2 separate regions of the Homo sapiens genome follow, and region 2 is linked to region 1. Evidence: read pairs that join two places in POLR2A ChIA-PET (ENCODE). Cell type or tissue: HepG2. All regions are shown on one strand. Each heading gives the region's core, and the rest is flanking DNA. Links, peaks and the distances in the headings are about the cores only. Region 1 has its middle 19 kb from the start of KIF12. Region 2 holds the start of LOC105376224 (a long non-coding RNA gene).

Region 1 (6,720 bases), core at 553-5,552:
TCTCTGAAGCCACAGAGTCAACACATATTTTTACTAGGAGGCATAGTAGGCAGGGCACCCAGAGCCCAGAGCCCTGCCTTAAGAGGATTTATTATCTTTTTCAGGAGACGGGAGGGAGCACAGATGTGAAACCATAAAAATGATCAATGTGGCCAATGCTTACGTGGGACTTGGTGTGCACCAGGCACAGCTCTGATCTAAGGGATGTCCATGTATTAACTCATTTAATCCTCACAACAACCTATAAAGTATTGTCAACCTCATTTTGTAGATGAGGAAACTGAGGACACTTAAGATTGAGTAACTTCTTCTTGACCACACAGCTACGAAGTTGCAGAGTTGGGTCTCAGACTCCCAGGCAGCCTGGTTCTTGAGTCTACTCAACCAAAGAAGACACTCATATGGCAAGTGTTAATCCCTCTGTATCAGGCACCATCCTCAGTATTGGGGACCCAGTGGTGGAAAGAATAGACCAGGGCTCTGTCCTCAAGGGACTTGTCATCCTTCTTTCGCTCACTTATTCATCTACATAGCCACCCATCCACCATCCATCCATCCATCCATCCATTTACCCATCTATCCATCATCCATTCATTTATTTATCTGCCTATCCATCATTTAACCATCTATCCATCTATCTATCCACCCATCTATTCATCAACCTATCCATTATCCATCTACCATCCATCATCCATCCATCCATCAACCCATCCATCCATCATCTATCTATCCAGCCAGCCAGCCATCTACCCATCATCCATTCATCTATCCATTCACCCATCCATTCATCATCCATCTATCTATCCATCTACCCACCCATAATCTGACCAGCATCCACCCATCCACCCATCCATCAACCACCCATCTGTGTCGATTTTTATTCATTATGTATCTCCCATGCTTGGCATAGTGCCTGGACATAACAAGTCCTCAATCAATATTTGCTAAAGGAATGAAGGAATGAAGACAGACTTGGGCCCCGCCCCAGAGCACTGGGTTCTTGTCCCTTACCCTTTCCCAGTCACAGCACCATAAGGTAGTAAATGCTGCCATGACCACCTTATGGGATTCTTGGGAGGCTTTAACGGCAAGTAGGTGAATGCCTTACAAACTGTAAAGGGCTCTAGGGGCATAGTCAGCATCAGGCTACTGAGCTGGTGTGCAGGCACTGAGACCTGCAGAGCTGTGTCTCTCTCCAGTCTGGCTGGTGAGACCTGTCAGACACTTCCCCTCGACCTGCCAAGAGGCCCAGAAAGGAAAGGAAATTGACATTTAATGAGCATCCATGAAGTGCCAGGGACCTTCACATACTTTAACCCTCTCTTCTCTTTTCTTGTACAAATCAAAGAAATGGAAGCCCAGAGAGGTCCACGATTTGCTCAAGGTCACATAGCCAGAGAAGAGCAGAGCCCACATTCTAACCTCGGTCTGTGAGCCCCAAAGCCTGTGCTCATGGCCCTACCTATGCTACACCACTTCTTCTTAAAGGGGATGCTGTCAACTTTTCCCTAAGTCCCCACTGTTCAGGGTCACTCAGCAAGCTCTTGGTAGAGTCTTTTAAAACACGTTTCCATTTAGTTTTTGCATAGATTATTTCCTTTTTGTTTTATGGGACACCCCCCGACCCTCCCCACCCCCCCACCCCCACCCAGCCACCAACTTTTATTTGCAAAGAAAAGCCAGTGTAAATATTCCCTCCCACCCAGGTTAACCCTTGTCTGACAGAGGTGTATTCTGTGCAGCTCTCTGGGGGAAAGGATGAAAGGTCACCCGGGCTTGCCTGGGCTTCCTGCAGGGCCTGTTTGACAGACCCTCGTGATAGTTCACACACACATGTATCTCTGCCGCCTAATGCCATGGGTGGCAGAAACCCCTGATTCTCAATTTACCAGCTTCTTATGACCCTCAGCACAGACCAGCCTTCTAGGGTCCAAGTGTAAAGGAGACAGTCTTCCTGGAGTCTCTACCCTTGCACTGTGGGCTGGAACAGAAAAAGAAGTGCCCTCAGCCACTGTTCCTGGGCCACCCACCGAGGGCCTGGCATAGCACTGGGCACTTCACCAACATCCTCTCACTGAGTCTTCTGGAAAGGAGGGCTTGGTCTCAATGACCCCATTTTACAAATGGTGAAGCTGAGGCTCAGAGAGGCAAAGTCACCTGTCCAAGACCACACAGCTGGCCAGGGGAAAACTAAGCATAAGACACGGTCCTTGCTTATAAGTTGCTTTAAGTCCAGGGCTAAAAGTAAGACACTGTACATGTGAAATGACAAGACAGCCCCTCAGGCCAGGCACTATCTTCAGTGCCGGGAACAATGACCCAACAGGAAACTGGTTGAAGCAAGTCCCAGTTCTGCTACACACTTGCTGAGTGACCTTGAGCTGGTCACTTTCCTTCTCTGAGTCAAACATCTCAGTCTCTTATGCTCTTTCTTATGTAGCATCTGGTAAGAATGTATAAAGTAGGACCTCGTAAGGGCGTGGGAGAAGATGGCTGAGGTTTGTGGAATAGCACAGCATTATGGCTAAGAATTACTACAAAGCCCTCCTCCTACCATATAGAGATCCCCTCCACCAACATCCCAAGAGGCAAATCCCCAGGCAGGAGAGTTAAGGTAGACTGGGTTGGGGGGCTAAGCAGAGGATCTGCAAGCCCTGTGCCAGGCACCAAGGGGAGGAAGGAATGGCACGGGGCATTCCACACCGGTGGACAGGAATTCTCTCTAAGTCGGAACTCCAGCGGCTCCTCACCAGCCCCTCTTCCCAGGCAGCCTTCACCACAAGACCCAGCACCTCCAGTGTCCCCAGCCACAGCCCCCCACAGCACAGGCTCCTCCTGGAGTTGGCTCCAGCTCCAGCAGGCCAGCCATTGAAGGCTCCACCTCACCCCTTTAAATTCTATTTTTTCAAACCACATTCTTGAACTTGGCAGATAACGTGGCAGCCCGACAAGAGCCCTATTTACTCGGAGAGCCGTGAATGGGCCCTTTATAACAAGCTTCATTAATATTTCTACCTATTGGCCAGCTCTCCGTTTCCTCCCCCTATACAAACAGATTCTCCACACAGAAAGACTTTTCAAATGCTCTTGTTGACTTTCCCCAAACAGGGAGGGCAGCTGAGCCGGCAGGGGTGTGTGAGTGTGTGTAAGTGTGTGTGCAGGGGAGGGGGCGGCCGTGGGCTTGCGCCCGCCAAGCCTTATGCAGGAAGGAAAGAGGCCCACTATTCATGGGCAGGGACGGGCAGCTCGGGTGAGTCCAGGTATGCCATGCCTCACAAAGGCATACTCAGCCCAGCCTGCCCCACGAATTCCAGAGCCCTGGCCCGCGGAGGTAGGCCGTCCCTTCTCAGCTCCTGCTGCCTGACCAGTGACCCGAGGCAAGTCCCTGACTTGCTCTAGGCTTCACTGTCTTCTTTTGTCAGTTGAGTCTCTACCTTGCTACTCAAAGTGTGGTCCATGCACCAGTGGTATCACCATCCCCCGAGAGCTTAGGAGAAACATAGAACCTCTACCCAGATTTGTTGTCCCTGAATTTGCATCCTAGTAAGATCCCTGGGTGACTTGTGTGCACTATCGACTTCAAGAAGCATCTGATCCACTCCACATGCCTCCTCCATCACCCCCCTGCCACCACCACTCTAGGGCCCAAAGGCCACAGTGGACCTGACACATCATCGAGAAGGCGGCCACCAAGGCTCTTTTGCTCTCTAGTTCGACACCACAGCCCTGGCCCATGGTTGGGGCTCAGAAAATCAATGAATAAACAGAAAAGTGTATTGTCCAAGTCCACAGCCTTGTGCTAACGACAGCAATTCTTCCTCTTCAGCATTTGAGAACATTGTGAAGAACTGCCCGTTCCATTGTTCTGAAGGTCGTAGAGTCTTGGAAGGGACTTTCTAATATTGCAGTGGATGGGGTGAGCTCCCTGTCTTTTGGAGATATGCAAGCAGAGGCGGGAGGACGTGTGATGGGAAGTTGGAGGAGACACCATGCCCCATGTATAAAGAACGTGCCTTTGGGGCAGAGAAAAAAAATCACTGCAGGGAAGATGGTGTCCTCACTGAGCACACCCACAGGTGAAATGGGGGCCTCTTTAGAGACGGACAGACCCGAGTTTCAATGTTGGTGATGCCTTCTTTAACAATGAGAACATGGACAAGGTGGACAAGAGCCTTCACTTCCCTTCCATCTATTCATTCAATAAATGTTGATTCTATGTGTCAAGCCCTCTGCTGGACCTTGGGGACCTGATAGTTCATAAAATAGATTCTTTATTCCTATGGGGAGAGAGACAAACAAAAATCAATAAAAAATAAATATGGGCAGGGCGCGATGGCTCACACCTGTAATCCCAGAACTTTGGGAGGCCGAGGAGAGGGGATCACAAGGTCAAGAGATCGAGACCATCCTGGCCAACATGGTGAAACCCCATCTCTACTAAAAATACAAAAATTAGCTGGGCGTGGTGGCACGTGTCTGTAATCCCAGCTACTCGGGAGGCTGAGGTAGGAGAATCACTTGATCCCGGGAAGCGGAGGTTTCAGTGAGCTGAGATCACGCCACTGCACTCCTGCCTGGTGACAGAGCAAGATGACTCCATCTCAATAAATAAATAAATAAATAAATAAATAAATAAATAAATAAGAATGCTGAGGAGAAAGTAGAGGAGGGTGACAGAGACAAGGTGTGTGCATGGGAGGTGGGGAAAATTATGAGTGAGGGGAGCTAGGGAAGATGCCACTGAAAGGTGACCTTTTACAGTCAGACCTGAAGACAAAGGAGCCAGTCACGTGAGAAGCCAAAGGAAAGGTACCCCCAGCATAGGGACAGCATGTGCAAAGGTCCTGAGTTAGGAAACACTGGGCGCTTTGAAAGGGAGGCAGCGTGGTGATCGCATTCCACACACAAGTGGGAGAGGAACCGTGGGAGGCGGGAATTTCCACCTTACAGAGCTGCAGAGGATGGATGGCACCCAATCGGTGCTCAGAGCAGGATGTGTTTGCTCTTCACTGACCCACAGGTCCTGATCAGAACTGCTGTCTGTTTCCATCTCCCGAGAACAGCAGGGGCAGTGCCTCAGCCTGGGGGCCACGGCCCAGGGCAGGGCCAAGGAGCTGCAGGGGCTGAATGAGCCGCCTGTGTGCATATTGGCTGCATACTCCTGCCTTTTTGGGGAGGGAGTGGCCTGCCCTCTCCTGGGACACCTGCCCAGCTTCAGCTGGCCTGGGTGGCTTGGACAGGAGTTCCTGACCCCCTGCCCAGTTCTCAGCAGCCAAAGGCCAGACCCTCTTGGGAGCACAGAGCCTGCCAGCCGGCTCACACCCTCCTCCCTCCTCCCTGGCCAGCCCTTAAGTACCAGGCTGGAAATAACCGGTTCTCTCCACCCCTTGGGGCCATGGGCTTGCCCACCCTAGGGGCTGAGGTGGCTGGACAGGGAGTGGCGGTGGGCTGTCCCAAGAGAGACTTCTTGGAGTCTTCGCTGGGAGGCTCCCACCCTTGGGTTAGTAGGGAGGAGTTGGTTCAATCCTGGATTTGCTGCTGCCTCTCCATGAGCCCTTCCAAAGCTGCCTTAGCATTCTGAATCTGGTTTTCCTTATCATTACAGTGGAACCGATCACCCCCTCTGAGGGCTGTTGTGAGAATTAAATAACAGATGTGTGAGCTTTGCAAACCGTGACGTACAATGCACACAGAAGACTTTGTGGTCGGGTCGGACAGTTCACTTTGTATTCGAGGTCATGAAAGGACTGAATTCTAGCATCTGGTCCCAACTTCACCTCTTAGCTAGACCACAGCGTTTCTGAAAATCTCAGTGTCCCCAACTGCAACATCAAGATCCTTGTTCCTACCTCAAAAGGTTATCATTAGAATCCAATTTATTCAAACAGTATGTGTTGAACACCTACTATGTACATTGCTCACAGCATTCTAGACATCTGTAGAGGTAGGCCCCCTTTCCTTCTTTGACTTCAAGTAATTCTTTCCAGAGGACTGAAGAGAAGACAAGGATATACTCTTGAAGGTAGACAAAGGACAAAGGAGAAAGGTTCTAGATCTCAGACTTGGTCCCTGTCGTTAGGTGGCTGGTTGAGGTCTTGGTTCAGTCTTTTACTGTCTCTATGAATTTGGGCAGGTTACTTAGCCTCTGCAAAGCTCAGTTTCCCCATCAATAAAGGAGGGAGGATATTGTGAACCAAAAATAAAATTCTAAGCCCCCTGCCCTCCAACCAGCTGGACTCCCTCCTCTGGGTCAAGGCACTCCAAAGTTCACCTGAAAGACTGGTTCAGGCCATAATGGGAAGCAGAGGTCAGACATGCCTCAGTAGCCCTCCTCCCTTTTGGGATTCAGGAAAAGCTGACCCCTATTTAACATCAACGCAGACCTGAAGTCTGATAAGGAACACTTACAATGTATTCTTTCTGAAGCCTGCTGCCTGGAGGCTTCATCTGCATGATAAAACTTTGGTCTTCACAACCTTTTATCATAACTCAGACATTCCTTTCTATTGATAATAACTCTTTTAACCAATTACCAATCAGAAATTTTTTTATTCTACCTATAAACCTGGGAGCCCCCACATGCACTCTGCTTCAAGTTGTCCCGCCTTTCTAGACTGAACCAATGTATATCTTAAATGTATTTGATTGATGTCTCATGTCTCCCTAAAATGTATAATACTAAGCTGCACTCAACCACCTTGGGCCCGTGTTCTCAGGGCC
Region 2 (6,720 bases), core at 1,175-6,174, 200 kb before region 1:
TTGTACTTTTGTAGAGATGGGGGTCTCATCATGTTGCCCAGGTTGGTCTCGAACTCCTGAGCTTAAGCAATCTGCCCACCTCGGCCTCCCAGAGTACTGGGATTACAGGCATGAGCCACGGCGCCTGGCCCGCTTACTATATTCTAACCTACTTAGTCATGTCCTTTATGTCTACAGCACTTTTTTTTTTTTTTCAGGCTCTTCAAGTTGGAGTGCAGTGGTATGAATCATAGCTCAACTGCAGCCTCAAACTCCTGGGCTCAAGCAATCCTCCCACCTCAGCCTCTGGAGTAGCTAGGACTACAGGCATGCACCACCACACTTGGCTAATTAAATTTAAAAAACAAAAAATTGTAGAGACAGAGTCTCACTATGTTGCCCAGACTGGTCTTGAACTTCTGGCCTCAAGTGATCCTCCTGCCTCAGCCTCCCAAAGTGCTGGATTATAGGCGTGAGCCACCACTCCCAGCCTATCTAACAGCATTTCATATTGTGATTTTTCCTCTGATGATAAGTGTCAGAGAGCAGCCAATTTCCCTTTTAAAATTACCTTAGTATCCAAGGGAAAGGAAACCACGTGCTATGCACAAAGTCTTACATATTAATGTTCATAACAGCATTGCTCAAAATAGCCAAAATTAGAAATAATCCAAGGGTGGGGCACCACGGCTCACGCCTGTAATCCCAGCACTTTGGGAGGCCGAGGTGGGCGGATCACAAGGTCAAGAGATCGAGACAAGCCTGGCCAACATGGAGAAACTCCGTCTCTACTAAAAATACAAAAATTAGCTGAGTGTGGTGGCATGCGCCTGTAGTACCAGCTACTCAGGAGGCTGAGGCAGGAGAATCGCTCAAACCTGGGAGGTGGAGCTTGCAGTTAGCCGAGATCGTGCCACTGCACTCCAGCCTGGTGACAGAGCAAGACTGTCTAAAAAACAAAAACAAAAGCAAAAACAAAAACCAAAAAAAAAGAAAGAAACAATCCAAATGCCCATCAACAGGAAAATGGTAAATAAAAATGTGGCATTTTCTTACAAAGGAATATTACTTAACAATAAAAATAGTTAAACTATTGATACATATAACACCATGGATGAATCTCAAAAACACTATGCTGAACAAAAGAAGCCAGATACAAAGGAGCTTATATACTGTACGGTTCTGTTCTAGAACAGCTCAAACAAATCTATAATTTTAGAAATCAGATCAGTGGTTGCCAAGGGCAAAAGAGGGCAATTTGACTGCAAAAGCATATGAGAGAACACTGAAGTGGATGACAACGATCCAGGTTGTCATCGTGGTGGCCATTATACACACACACGTATAGTTGTAAAAACTAATTGAACAGTAAACCTAAAATGTGTGCATTTTCTTTTATTTATTCAACCTCAAGAAAGCCGATGATTTAAAAACCCTCCTCCCAAACATGACAAATCCAAAAGCACTAAGGATTTTGAATGTCAGTTTGGCAGTGTACAAGTGAGTCTCCTTATCCCCATCCTTGTCAGAACAGAAATGACCCTTTTTTTTTCCTTTCTTTTTTGTGTTTTTGCCAGCTTGGTTTGTTTCTTGAATTTGCATTGCTCTAATTTGAGGCTTGAAACAATGATTGGAGTTATCAAGAGGGAAGAGCGCAGGTGAGAGAGTGGGTGTATCAGGGAGCTGGAAAGTCTGTGCAGCTGGAGCACATGATAAGTGGGAGTGGCCAGACTTTATGTTGAAGAGGTTGGCAGGAGATGGAGCCTGCAGGGCATGGAAGCCAGGCTGAGGGGTTCGCTAGACTTAGGAGGTGTAGGAGAGAAATGGAAAGATTTCAAAGGGGTTGGAAAGGCATAACCAGATTGGTTCTTCAGAAAGATCGCTCTGTCTGAATGGGAAGAATGGGGAGGGCTAGGGAAGGAGATTAAACCTGAGAAACCAGCTGGAGCTGATGCAGTGGTCCAGGGGTGAGATGATGGGGACAGACTCCAGATACCATTCATCTATCTAACATCTATCTATCTATCATCTATCTACCTATCTATCTATCTATCTATCTATCTATCATCTATCTACCTACCTATCATCTATCATCTATCTCTATCTATCTATCTATCTATCTATCTATCTAATCTATCTATCATCTATCTATCATCTATCTATCTATCTATCTATCTATCTATCTATCTATCATCTATCTATCTATCTATCTGAGACAAGGTTTCACTCTGTCGCCCAGGCTGGAGTGCAGTGGCACGATCTCAGTTCACTGCAGCCTCCGCCTCCCGAGTTCCAGCAATTCTCCTATCCAGCCTCCCTAGTAGCTGGGATTACAGGTGTCACTACCACACCTGGCTAATTTCTTTTGTATTTTTGGTACGGACAGGGTTTCGCCATGTTGGCCAGGCTGATCTTGAACTCCTGACCTCAAGTGATCCACCCGCCTCGGCCTTCCAAAGTGCTGGGATTTCAGGTGTAAGCCACCGTGCCCAGCCCAGATACCATGTATTTTGAGGAGAAGCTGAGCATTGTTGGGGACAGCACCACCATTAGACCTGGACTATTGGGGCCCAGGGATTTAGAGAGCCCCACATATCACACCCACCCACACACCCACCCACACACAACAGTTTATTAAATAACAGATAAGCACCTCTGTCCTTTGGGATCTGGTGCCTGGTACTGGCACAGTGGGACCCACATCACTGATTATTCTCTTTCACAACCAACACTGTTTAGGCCCCAGGAAACAATCTCTACATGTGGCACTCGACTCTGAAAACAACAGGTCAAATGTCCTGATACTTCGTGGATGATGCCACCGCAGACATAGGAGACAGACACTGCTTCAAGAGAGGATTTGAGTGAACTTGGAGGTAAGAAAAAAGACAAATTAACATTTTAACTCTTCCCTTTCAGCATAAATGCCAACAAAAAAACTCTTTGTTTTGCCAGAAACACTGAAAGTCTATTTTCTTGCAATGTGTGGTTAGAGAGATCCTCCTGAGTTAGAAATAAACAGTACATGCAACAGTTGCACATGGTTGCTGAGAAACATTTGGCAATATTGCATCATTATTACTCCTAAATGTGTGTGTCTGATGTCTGTAGATGGTGCCCACATACAGCCTGAATCTAGTTCTTTTTCTCTTTATTTTCTTGAGACAGAGTCTGGCTCTGTCACCCAGGTTGGAGTGCAGTGGCACAATCTTGGCTTACTGCAACCTCCATCTCCCAGGTTCAAGAAATTCTCCGGCCTCAGCCTCCTGAATAACTGGGATTACAGGCGCCTGCCACCACACCTGGCTAATTTTTGTATTTTTAGTACAGACGGGGTTTCATCATGTTGGCCAGGCTCGTCTCAAACTCCTGACCTCAAATGATCTGCCTGCCTCGACCTCCCAAAGTGCTGGGATTACAGTTGTGAGTCACTGCATCAGGACAATTGAATCTGGTTCTTGACATGGGCATGTAGAGGCTGCATGCTAGCCTCGTGAATAATTTTCAGTTGTACAAATCTTTTGGACATGATTTAATTAATTAATTAAATTTCTTTTTTTTTTTTTTTCGAGACAGAGTCTCGCTCTGTTGCCCAGGCTGGAGTGCAGTGGCACAATCTCAGCTCACTGCAAGCTCCACCTCCTGGGTTCACGCCATTCTCCTGCCTCAGCCTCCTGAGTAGCTGGGAATACAGGCGCCCGCCACCATGCCCGGCTAATATTTTTTTGTATTTTTTTAGTAGAGACAGGGTTTCACCGGGTTAGCCAGGATGGTCTCGATCTCCTGACCTTGTGATCCACCCGCCTCAGCCTCCCAAAGTGCTGGGATAATTAATTAAATTTCTAAAACTTAAATGTAAACATGTCAGCTTCATTTAAAATACTTTTGATTTATAACGTTCAGGCACTTAGGCCAATGGGGTCTGGGGTCTCCGTCTGCTCGAGTGTAGAGATCCCAGGCGCAGCCTGTGTAGGGGAAGGGTGAATAAGGAGAGCTACCACCATTCAAAGCGGAGCTGTGCACTGTGAATGCAGTACAGAGGCGCTTCCGAGTGCCTCTCCTTGGCAGGAGTAAGTGGTCTTCAGTGTCCTCACTGTCCCTCAGGCTGCCGCTTGGGGGTCTCACTCTCCACCTTAGACTATCCAAGTAATTCCTCCAAGCTCATCTGGCACCTACCCTACCACAGTACAATTTTCTCTGTCTCCTAACATTTCAGGTATGCATGAATGCCTCTAAAGACTGAGGCTTTAAGTAGTCCTTCTAGCTCGTCTGGCCCTATCCTCCATCTGGCCCTGGCAGGATGTCAAAAGAAGTTAGGCAGGAACAAAAGAGAGAGAAAAGGCCTCAGGGCAGGCAGTACAGGCTGGTGGTGAAGCGCAAGTTGGTGAACTTCTCTGTGCCTCAGTATCTCTACCTGTAAAATGAGAATAATAGTGGTACCTACTTCATTGGGTTGTTATGAAGATTAAATTGGTACATAGTTGTAATGCTTGGTTTTTTAAAGTTCTTAAAATTTTTTGGTAGGGATGGGAGGTCTCACTATGTTGCCCAGGCTGGTCTCGAACTCCCGGGCTCAAGTGATCCTCCCACTTCAGCCTCCCAAAGTGCTGGGTTTACAGGCATGAGCTACCACACCCATAAAATGCTTGTTAAATAAAATAAATTTGCTCCTAAGGGTCTTCTGATTATAATAACTATCGCTGTCAGTTTAACCATCCCCCAGACAAGCTGGGGTGAGGAGGGAAGAAAAATTTCTGCATTGCATATGTACTTCAGTGATTGCAAGCTACATCTCTCTTTTAAAGATATCAAAACATGAAAACGTGTCTATCCTAGGCTCAAGAAAATAAGACATTCCCCCCATTATATAGATGAGGAAAAAAGTGGCCCAGAGAGGCGAGGCAGTGTGGGAAACGTCACACAGCAGGTGAGCTGGAAGTCATCAGGGAAATGCACCTGTTTGAAACACTTCATTTCCTGAAAAAGTCACATTCCACCCTTCTTCATCAAGGCCAGAGCCAAGGTCTGTGTAAGACCAACCTGTGACCTGCTTCCACATGAGAATACATAGGCTGAGCAAATTGTCCTCATGGGGAACTCTGTGACTGGGCTGAGGAAAGACCCAAAAAGATTTTCTCAAGTTCAAATCCTGTTTTGTGATCTTGGGCAACTTAAGAAACCTCTTTGAACTTCAGTTTCCTCATCTGAAAAGCCAGGGTTACAACATGTGTCCCACGAGATTGTGTATGAGATGAAAATGTGGGATCACATGCACATGCGCATGAGATCGCACCGAGCATGCCACCTGGTGTGCCGTCCATGCACAAGAAATTGTAGCCATTATTCTTCTGAATGGTGCTATTCTTGGGTTGAACCATATGAAACTGGGTTTTGCAGGTCCAAAAGCATTGGATATTATTCTATTTCATACCGTTCACTCTACTATTATTGAACAATAGTCCTTTCTGTGGCTGGCAAGAAAGGCAGAGCATATCGGCCCCATTTTGCAGAGAGAGAAACTGAGGCCTAGAGAGAAAGAATGACCTACCCAGGGCCATGTCCCAGTCAGGAACTGGAATCTGCCTGCCAGCCTCTCTTTTTCTCGCTCTTCTTTTCCTCATTTTTCCAATCCTGGGCTGCCGGCCATTATGGGTTGTGACCATAGCTAGGGTTTGATTCATTGTGAACAGGGCAAACAGGCTGGCCTGGGCTTTCCCCTGGAGTTGGCCCAGCCTGGGAAGTCCACCTGACTGTTTCCTGACACTCAGTTGTGCAACAGGAGATTGGGAACTGTGGGTACTGCCAGTTTAGGAAAAGTTTCCTTCTGTCCCCAACAACCTCCTATCTGCCCCTGCTGGGAATGAGCTGGCCCAGCTCCAGCATCCTCACTGGCCCACCTGGGATTGGAGACCAGGCCGAGAGTCGTGAGTGTCACAGTTCTAACATGGCTCTTCTTGCTTTCCCCCTCTGGCCCTTCTGGCTGGCTTTTTCAATCTCTACCCATGTCTTCCAGGCCTAGCAGAAACTGCTGATGCCTCCAGAGCTCTGAGTGCAGTGCAGACCTCTCTCCTTTCCTCGCAGCGCAGGCAGCTGCCTCCTGGATGGCTCTGCTCCAGGGCCCCATGGCAGTCAAACCCAACTTGCCAACTCAGACCTCTGCTCATCTGTGCAAACCTGTGACTTGTCATGTTCCCAGCTCCATACCGCAGGCTTCCTCACCCTTTCCTGCAGCCCCACATGGGAACACTTACCGTTCCCAAATGCAAAGTGCTACCTTTACCTCTGGGCCTTGGCAGGCACTGTTCCCTCTACCCCAAGTGCCCTTCCCCATCTGGCTCACTTCTATTCCTTCTCTTTCAACCTCAGCTTGAGGAGTGTGATGGTTAATTTTATGTATCACCTTGACTGGGCCACAGGGTGCCCAGATATTTGGCCAAACACTATTCTGGGTGTGTCTGTGAAGGTGTTTTTGGATGGGATTAACATTTGGGTAATCCCATGGGAGACTGAGTAAAGCAGATGGCCCTCCCCAATGTGGCTGGGCTTCATCCAATCAGTTGAAGGCCTGAATAGAACAAACAGGCTGAGTACGAGCGAATTCCTTCTGCCTGACTGCCTTCAAGCTGGGACAGGTTTTTTCCCTGCCTTTGGACTTGAACTGAACCGTTGGGTTTTCCTGGGTCTCAAAGCTGCCAGCAGCCAATCTTAAGATTTGTCAGCTTCCATCATTGCATGAGCCAA

The links. Peaks named below come from ENCODE experiments on the same cell type or tissue, not always from the same donor. Only the 100,000 strongest peaks of a DNase experiment are listed, where the experiment ranks them.
Region 2: POLR2A ChIA-PET joins it to region 1 with 5 read pairs; 6 of 35 experiments call an interaction of 5 or more read pairs at or near these places.

Annotation. Positions count from the first base shown.
Region 1 is chr9:114,114,809-114,121,528 of GRCh38, reverse strand. No RefSeq gene overlaps it. Among named protein-coding and RNA genes, the nearest start is that of KIF12, 19 kb to the right of the region's middle. RefSeq lists an enhancer at 1,566-1,860. In HepG2, for the core only: no CTCF peak of the experiment used is centred there; DNase peaks (open chromatin) are centred at 1,748, 3,118 and 3,708; H3K4me3 peaks cover 1,099 bases.
Region 2 is chr9:114,314,329-114,321,048 of GRCh38, reverse strand. It overlaps LOC105376224 (a long non-coding RNA gene), which reads left to right and starts at 2,606. Exons shown (of 3, transcript XR_930255.3): 1 at 2,606-2,855. RefSeq lists an enhancer at 2,886-3,180. In HepG2, for the core only: no CTCF peak of the experiment used is centred there; no DNase peak of the experiment used is centred there.